3 separate regions of the Homo sapiens genome follow, and all the other regions are linked to region 2. Evidence: chromatin contacts called from ENCODE Hi-C or POLR2A ChIA-PET data. All regions are on one chromosome and are shown on one strand. Each heading gives the region's core, a stretch centred on a gene start or an enhancer-like site at or near the end of the contact. The rest is flanking DNA. Distances are from core to core; before and after follow the strand shown. Region 1 overlaps LOC100506023 (a long non-coding RNA gene). Region 2 has its middle 87 kb from the start of FASLG. Region 3 overlaps PRDX6-AS1 (PRDX6 antisense RNA 1).

Region 1 (2,700 bases), core at 142-2,641, 590 kb before region 2:
CTGGTTTCTCCTCTTCTTATCTCCTCTTATGATGGGAATAGTGTTCTATTCCCATCACGGGGGCCCCATCCTCATGATCTCATTTAATAACCTCTCAAAGGCCCCACCTCCAAAGACCATCACATTATGGGCTAGGGCTTCAGCATATGAGTTTTGGGGGATACCAACATTCAGTCTATAGCAGAGTCTGGAAACAGGAAAAACCGATGTCTCAACGTGAAGGCAGCAGGTAGGAGGAATTCCTTCTGACTTGCAAGAGGGTCAGCTTTTATGTTTTTTTTTCAGGCCTTCAGCTGATTGGATGGGGCCCGTCCACATTAGGGAGGGCAATTTGCTTTATTCAGATTACTAACTCAAGTGTTAATTCATCCAGAAACACCCTCACAGACACACCCAGAATAAGGCTTGCCAAAATGCCTGTGTACCCTGTGTCAAGTCATATTGAAACATACAGTTAACTACACCTATCCTAGCCACCCTTCCTTTGTTGCCCCTTGTGTCCTGAAGGCCTTTCCATTTCTTCTGATCCATGTCTTTATCCTGGCCACTGCGTGATATCGCATGTAATTTTGAATGAACAGAATTGTCTGGGATTCTTTACTGGTTGTTTGTGTTGTGTCATTTACTAAATTCTAAACTTGTATATGGTGATGGCAGAGATTTTATTTACTAAACAGGAGATGTATATTTTCTATATCCTCCTCAATGGAAAGCAGGTGGATGTGCAACAAATGTTTATTTATGTATTTATTTATTTTTTTGAGATGGAGTCTTGCTCTGTCACCCAGGCTGGAGTGCAGTGGCCTGATCTTGGCTTACTGCCTCCCGGGTTCAAGTGATTCTCCTGCCTCAGCCTCCTGAGTAGCTGGGACTGCAGGTGCGTGCCACCACGCATGGTTAATTTTTTGTATTTTTAGTAGAGATGGGATTTCACCATATTGGTCAGGCAAGTCTTGAACTCCTGACCTCGTGATCCACCCGCCTTGGCCTCCCAAAGTGCTGGGATTACAGGCATGAGCCACCGCACCTGGCCCAACAGATGTTTATTTTATTTAATTAATTAATTTATTTATTTTGAGACAGAGTCTTGCTCTATCACCCAGGCTGGAGTGCAATGGCACAGTCTCAGCTCACTGCATCCTCCGCCTCCTGGGTTCAAGCAATTCTCCTGCCTCAGCCTCCTGAGTAGCTACATGTTCAATCCATTTGGAGAGTATGTTTTCAACCAGCTGGTTTCCCTGGAAGGCAGCTAGGGAAAGTGAGTGTTAGTAAGTTTGAGTCAGACAAGGGTTTGTTAGTCTTCCCCTCAGCCCTTGTGCAGCAACTCACTCCTCGGGCTGTGGGCCATGACAGAAAGGGAAGGACTACTTTGCTTCCTCACTCTTGCTGAGTGAGAGCAGCTGGATCAGAGGACAGTGAACGTCTGCTCAGGATTACAGTCATTCAGGCATACCTAGGAGATGTCCCTAGGCCCCAGACATTGCTTGAGAAGCTGGGAGTAGCTTACATTTGTCTGAGGCAGGGTTTCTTAACCTTATCACTATTGGCATTTGGGCTGGGTAATTTTTTTGTTGTAAGAAGCTGTCCTGTACATTGTAGGATGTTTGGCAGCACCCCTGGCCTGGACCACTTACTAGATGCCAAGTAGCACCTGCACTCTGAGATATGACAACCAAAAATGTCTCCAGATATTGGCCAATATGTCCTGGGAACAAAAGCATTTGAGAACCACTGATCTTGAGCTTTGTTATTTGCAAAGAAGTTTCACCTATGTTATCATGTCTGAGAGGCATTATAGCTCTGTAAATCAGGCAGAAATCTGTTCTTTTCTCTATTTTACACAGCTGGACAAGTTGCAGGAAAAGAAATAGAACTCATGTCTTCTGACTGCAAACTTTTTCTCTTTATCTTAAGGCTCCTAGAGATAAGTAAGTAAAAGTGATAGTAACTTGCCCCCTGAAGGAGATGCCAATTTTGAGTTGAAGAACAAAAATCTTTGTTAAATTCCAAAAGTTTTGATGAAGGGACACCATTAATCACTTTGCTCTTTTCATGTGTTGGCTCTTAACTTTATTTTGATGAACTTTCATTTAGTCCTTTTGAAAGGAAAGTAGTTTAGATTTCCTTTCTGAAGTGTCTAGTTTTATTTTTGACTACTAAGGTTTCCAAATCTTTCATGTCCTAATTAAATGTGTTCACTTCCTCTTGAAGATGCGTCATTGTGATAACAGTGTGTATGTACCTTCCCAGTGGTGTTTTCCAAGAAAACCAAAATACAATACTGCTTTTAAAAACAGAAGTTTGCAGTAATTGTTACTGAGACTCGATCAGAAAACTGGAAGTACTGAAATACGAATTCGAAAGGCACAACATTCTGAGACTATACATCTTTTACTTTCTGGGTTTTGAAAAGAGGAAAGAAGGCTGGGTGCAGTGGCCGATGCCTGTAATCCTAGCACTTTGGGAGGCCAAGGCGGGTGGATCACCTGAGGTCAGGAGTTCGAGATCAGCCTGGCCAACATGGTGAAACCCCGTCTCCACTAAAAATACAAAAATTAGCCTGGCATGGTGGTGGGCGCCTGTAATCCCAGCTACTCAGGAGGCTGCAGCAGGAGAATTGCTTGAACCTGGGAGGTGGAGGTTGCAGTGAGCCGAGATCGCGCCATTGCACTCCAGCCTGGGCAACAAGAGCGAAACTCT
Region 2 (2,700 bases), core at 180-2,679:
CCAGGAGTTCACAGACCAGCCTGGGCAACATGATGAAACTCCGTCTCTACAAAAAATACAAAAATTAGCCGGGCTTGGTGGTGCATACTTGTAGTTCCAACTACTCAGGAGGCTGAGGTGTGAAGATCGCTTGAGCCTGGGAGGCAGAGGTTGCAGTGAGCTGTGATCACTCTAGCCTGGGCAACAGAGCAAGACGCCATCTCAAAAAAAAGAAGGAAGGAAGGAAGGAAGGAAGGAAGGAAAGAAAGAAAGAAAGAAAGAAAGAAAGAAAGAAAGAAAGAAAGAAAGAAAGAAAGAGAAAATAGAAAAGGAAATTCAGTCCCGTGAAGTAATAGCAATTTTTATATACTTGTGAAATATAAACTGTCTTGAATATCTCACTAATTATTTAATACATGCTGCTTCACTACTGGGCTTTTCTTATTCTCTCCAATTGCCCAAATGACTTACCAAGGCAATAGGTAGTGATGATGGCTCAGTGATATAGAATTTGACAATAATTCTATTCGCGCTTTCTTGGACCCAGAGGGATTTAATTATTGAGGAAAGAAAGACAGTCTCCTTGATTGGAGGACAGCGGCACTCCTATGATTTGGATACCCAAGAGCAAAGTTAAATGGAGATTCTAGGGCAGACATGCAAGTGGGCTTGATCTCACTTATCTACTGTGATCTGACAGCAGTGGCTGTCAGGAGCATGGTGACGGGAAGTATCTTGAGGCTACATCCTGGCTAAGCAAGAAAAACATAAGACAATTAACAATGCTTGCAAGGATGCAGAAGTGGTGACAAGAGCCCATATTGGCTCTACATGTTATCATGAAAAAATTAACCAAATAAGACCACGAAGGAGAGTTAGATTACAAGAAACTCCTTATTCTGTATAGTGGCTATGTACAGCCTTAATTTTGATTCTCAATAGACCTGCTGAGATTTCTTAGGGCCTGGATGAATAGTCCAATATCACAAGCCATTAACATACATGAAAATTAAAGATGTAATACTAGCAAGTGATCCTCTTGGAAATGTCCCCATCAGGTTCCAGCTGACCAAATGTAAACTTATTTAAGTATGTTTGTAGATCTTGAGCTCTTAGCCACAAACATCACTTTAAATGATGAGTAAAAATAGATAAGTACTTCAAACATTGGCAAACACTCAAAGATTCAAAACCAAATGTTTCTTCCTAGTTTACCTTGTTTAAAAAGATGACACAAACTACTCCTAAAAACTAGTGACTGCCTACATTGGTAAACATTCTGGTCCTGGTGGCCTCTGGTGTTTCTTCCTTCTAGTCATGTTGTCCTTTTAAGCAAGGGTCACTCTTACTCCTCAGAGGAAAGTCAACATGACTCACTTTCAGAAACTGAAAGTACACCATGTCCACATAAGCAGTGCTGCTTACTGTATAACCGCAAAACCACATCAGAATAAGTCAGCTGCTCAGGAAGGAGAAGAAGGAGTGAGCTGAACAAACTCACCCCCATTCCAGATGGGGAGACTTTAAGAGTAGCCACAGGCTTCTTTGTTAAGCAGAGACTTAGATCAGAGGAGAAATGTCAGTGGCAGGCAGTGCAAGCAGGGTCCCTGGCTTCTGGTTACTGAATACATTGAAACAAGAGCCCACTCAAGGCCCCACTGTAAAGCCCTGAGGTTTTGGCTTCATCATCTCTTTCCTTTCCTTTGGTACATTCTTTCCCTAGTTTTCATCTCTCTCTGAACGTCAGGTGCTCTCTTGCCAAACCTCGTGTTAAGTGATTTTGGACAGGGTTTAAAGAAGTGGATCTTTTCTCTGAGTTAGATATTGTTAGGATCCCATGACTGGGTATCTTAATAATTCTTACCTAGAAGGTGTGAAGAATAAAACGAGACTGACTAAAGCATTCCTTGGTAAAGCAGCAGCAATCTCTTATATCAATAAGGATAGGGGCACACTGGTCATTTTTGTGGTCACTTTTAGACAACGCTCTTGGTTTCATCTGTGCTCAGACAGGATTATAGAGTGGATTTTATTTCTTTCTCTATTGTGATCACAGAGTGCCTTTTCTGATGTTGGCATTCTATGAAATTGTTTCTACTCAACAGGAGAACACTGGCCTAGCCATGAGTGCAGCACTAGCTTTAGCAACACCAAGGTCTAGCCTGTTCTCCATTCTTTCCTTGGGACAATCCACTCTTCCAAGTGACATAAACTAATCAGAAGAATTAATATCAGTTAACAAGAGTTAAGGGGCTGGGGAGGGGGGGTGTTCCGTACTTGCATTATAATAGTGACCTTTTAGAGAAAAGGCTGACCCCAGATAAACCATAATAGAGAAACTGGGTGGAAGAAAATAGATTCAGGAATTCTCCAATTAAACCATATAGGCAACCAGCTCCTCTGCCACCATATTAGCTGATCCTACATTTCATACCCACAGTTGAACTTCCAGGTAATCAACTAAATGAGGTCCATTCATGTTACCCTACTGTGCAGGCTTTTGGGATGGTTTGCCAACCACACTTCTAGAAGTCTCTCCTTTCATACAGAATCTCCTCTCATCTGGCAAGCTAGTCTCTTCTTGTTTTTCTGGTTTCTAAATGAATTCATATTGGAGCTTAACTTGCCAACCCTTATGAGTTGCTTTCAGAATGATCGCAACTGTTCTGAACAAGCCACCCTTTCTTGCTTGACTTCCCACTACTTTGGAGAGTGATTGTG
Region 3 (2,700 bases), core at 82-2,581, 670 kb before region 2:
GGATGGACTGTTGTATTTACATTTCAGTTTACTAGAGGTAGCCTTGAAATAGTTACAAAAATATGAATATCAGTGGGGAAAAAAATAAGGGGGATTTTCATTTTTTTTTTTCCAGAAACGATAAATTGGCAAGGAAGACAGATACGGGAAAATCAGTCATGAGAATTTGTCTTTCAGTGACTCTTTCTTGGCTGGGAAGAAAAGCTTTTCTTCTATTTAGTTGAGAACAGTGACAAGGATTATTTTACTTGAGGATGGCAGATTATTTTACCAGCAGCTGGCAGATGAGAATAATTCCCTAGACAACAAGGAGGGGCAGTATGGTAGGGAGGGAACCCGGTTCGGAGGGTCTGGGGTTCACAGCTCCACAGTGCTGCTTACCAGCTCTTAGCCTTCATTACATTGCTTACCTTCCTGGAGGTTCAGTTTCCTTATCCATAAAATGGGGGTCAGGTTGCCAAATTTATCAAATAAGAATCTAGGATGTCCAGTTAAAGCTGAATTTCAGATAAATAATTATTTTTTAGTGTAAATATGTCCCATAAAATATTTATGTCCCATGCAATAACTATGTCCCTAATGGTGCGTGGGACATATGCTAAAACATTATTTGTTGTTTATCTGAAATTCAAATTTAACTGTGCGGCCTATATTTTTTCTGGCAACCCTAAATGCGGGCAGGGGCAGTGGTGGTGACATGTAGGGATGGTGTGAGGATAAAATAATACCACAGTTAGGTTTTATCGCAGTGTGTAGTCTGTGTGTAGTCAACACATAACTATAAGTAGTGACTGTAACATAACTGTAACTGGTGCATAGTAAAAAACAAATGGATATTATTAGTATAATAGTTGTTATTAATAAAGGTCTTTAAATGACAATTGGCCATACAGGAGCCTTTGGGGAAAAGTTTCTGACTCTAAATTAAGGGAAGGTAAATTATGATCAAGATCTGGGAATAAGATTTAGACTTACACAGTAATAATTTGAGGAAGAGAAAGACTTAGTAAATTAGTTATGTAATTACATAATTAACAACTTGGGAGGTTTTCTTTACACGTTTATTCCCTAGGGCATCATCTTTAAATTATATTTAGTTTTTGCTAAGTTGACCAGTTTGTGGTTTTAAGTGTTTACTTTCTTTTCTTTTGAAATGTAGGGAAAGCATATTTGACATCATCTTAAAGAAATTATGTAGCCATATAAAACCGGAGGGTAGGGTCTACTGGCCAGGAAAAAAAAAGGCCTTTACTGCCACCTGGTGGCCATATTCTTTAACTGCAATGTGCCTAAGTGAGGCTGGAAAGGAAAGCGTTGGAAAACATGCTAAACCCAGAGGGCACCAAGGCCGCGTCATGACAGTAAGAGCCGTCAAGTACTGTGTCCTTTCCCTCAGTTCTCAATCTCTCACAGCTTGAGGCTTGAGAATTAGCAGCTGGCTACGAGAGGTGGAGGAGAGAAAATGGTGAAGTCCATGCCTTCCTCCTTGGTACCGAGTTTCCAAACCTGAAGTGAAGGAGTCTGAGAGGGGAGAAGCTTCAGGTTGAGTAGACTGTTTTTTACTTTTTTTTTTGTTTGTTTGTTTTAAAGAGCCTCTTTATTTAATGGCTCAGAGTGGCTAGAAAATCCGTGGTATTGGTTAGCTTTCATCTCAAGTGCAGGGACAAGGCAAATCCAGAGAGAGGAGTTGAAAGGACAAAGAAAAAAGAAAAAAAATTGCTTTTTACGTGCATTTTGCTGCATGCAGCTCACTCAATAAACATGCGTTAAATGCATAAATATATCATGAGGTAAAAATCGGGGGAAAGGTGATGCATTGATGCTGATAGAGGACAGGCAAACTGCATTCCATTTGGACCGCAGCCTCTCATCCCCCCCCCCGCCACACAAACTAAGGTCAAAATCAGGGAGGGAGTCCAGGGTAAAGTTATCAGTAGAGTCAGCTCTAGGAGCTATAGTTAATCTATTTTAAAAAATCTTAAAAAACCCATAAGTCCATTATAGCAGGGACATAAAGCAGTCCTAGCCTCCTGACCCTGACCCAGCCATGGCAATCAGGGCTGCTTCCTTTTATTCTCCCTTGTGTCCTCATGGGTCTTTCCAAGCCCTGCAGGGAAGGGTGGAAGCTGGTTCCATCAGTGCCTCTCCCCCAGCTTCCACCCTCCTCTCTCTTCTGTGACCTCTCAGTTTTCCTTCTCTGTACCCCAAATCATGCCTGTCTTAGTCCATTGCTGTAACAGAATTCTACAGACTGGATCATTTATAAAGACAAGAAATTTATTGCTTATAGTTCTGGAGGCTGGGAAGTCCAAGCACATGGTGCTGGCATTTGGTGAAGGCCTTCTTGCTGCATCCTCACGTGGCAGAGGGCATCACATGGCAAGTGGGCAAGAGCAGGCTTGTCCGCTTGGGTTACTCTAACTCTTCTTTTTTTTTTTTTTTTCTGAGACGGAGTCTTGCTCTGTCACCCAGGCTGGAGTGCAGTGGTGTGATCTCAGCTCCCTGCAAGCTCCGCCTCCCAGGTTCAGGCCACTCTCCTGCCTCAGCCTCCCAAGTAGCTGGGACTACAGGTGCCCGCCACCACACCCGGCTAATTTTTTTGTATTTTTTTGGTAGAGATGGGGTTTCACCGTGTTAGCCAGGATGGTCTCGATCTCCTGACCTCGTGATCTGCCCGCCTTGGCCTCCCAAAGTGCTGGG

The links. A loop is a pair of places that touch in the nucleus more often than their neighbours do. ChIA-PET counts read pairs that join two places held with the same protein, here RNA polymerase II (POLR2A). Pooled maps may share reads with other maps.
Region 1: a loop to region 2 is called in a map with no recorded cell type, with 10 times the contacts of the local background. The contact joins two enhancer-like sites. A Hi-C loop is called at or near these places in 1 of 168 maps with a recorded cell type or tissue (PC-3), 10 of 37 single-sample maps with no recorded cell type and 8 of 50 pooled maps. POLR2A ChIA-PET finds 5 or more read pairs at or near these places in 1 of 52 experiments (BJ).
Region 3: a map of OCI-LY7 shows a loop between it and region 2 (6-fold over the local background). The contact joins two enhancer-like sites. A Hi-C loop is called at or near these places in 69 of 168 maps with a recorded cell type or tissue (A673, B cell, CD14-positive monocyte and 45 more), 37 of 37 single-sample maps with no recorded cell type and 39 of 50 pooled maps. POLR2A ChIA-PET finds 5 or more read pairs at or near these places in 9 of 52 experiments (A549, CD4-positive, alpha-beta T cell, MCF 10A and 6 more).

What each region holds. Positions count from the first base shown.
Region 1 is chr1:173,330,907-173,333,606 of GRCh38, reverse strand. The region is part of intron 2 of LOC100506023 (a long non-coding RNA gene); the gene reads left to right. It also overlaps a transcript of TNFSF4 not described here. Among named protein-coding and RNA genes, the nearest start is that of TNFSF4, 120 kb to the right of the region's middle. Within about 2 kb of position 1,391, at least 8 of the 41 ENCODE cell types and tissues checked have a DNase peak (open chromatin) inside an H3K27ac peak, as active enhancers do; they include PC-3, where a contact is called at or near this core.
Region 2 is chr1:172,745,185-172,747,884 of GRCh38, reverse strand. No RefSeq gene overlaps it. Among named protein-coding and RNA genes, the nearest start is that of FASLG, 87 kb to the right of the region's middle. Within about 2 kb of position 1,429, at least 14 of the 41 ENCODE cell types and tissues checked have a DNase peak (open chromatin) inside an H3K27ac peak, as active enhancers do; they include OCI-LY7, PC-3 and transverse colon, where a contact is called at or near this core.
Region 3 is chr1:173,419,087-173,421,786 of GRCh38, reverse strand. The region is part of intron 1 of PRDX6-AS1 (PRDX6 antisense RNA 1); the gene reads left to right. The region is part of intron 2 of LOC100506023 (a long non-coding RNA gene); the gene reads left to right. It also overlaps a transcript of TNFSF4 not described here. Among named protein-coding and RNA genes, the nearest start is that of PRDX6-AS1, 41 kb to the left of the region's middle. RefSeq lists an enhancer at 1,408-1,507. Within about 2 kb of position 1,331, at least 5 of the 41 ENCODE cell types and tissues checked have a DNase peak (open chromatin) inside an H3K27ac peak, as active enhancers do; they include OCI-LY7 and transverse colon, where a contact is called at or near this core.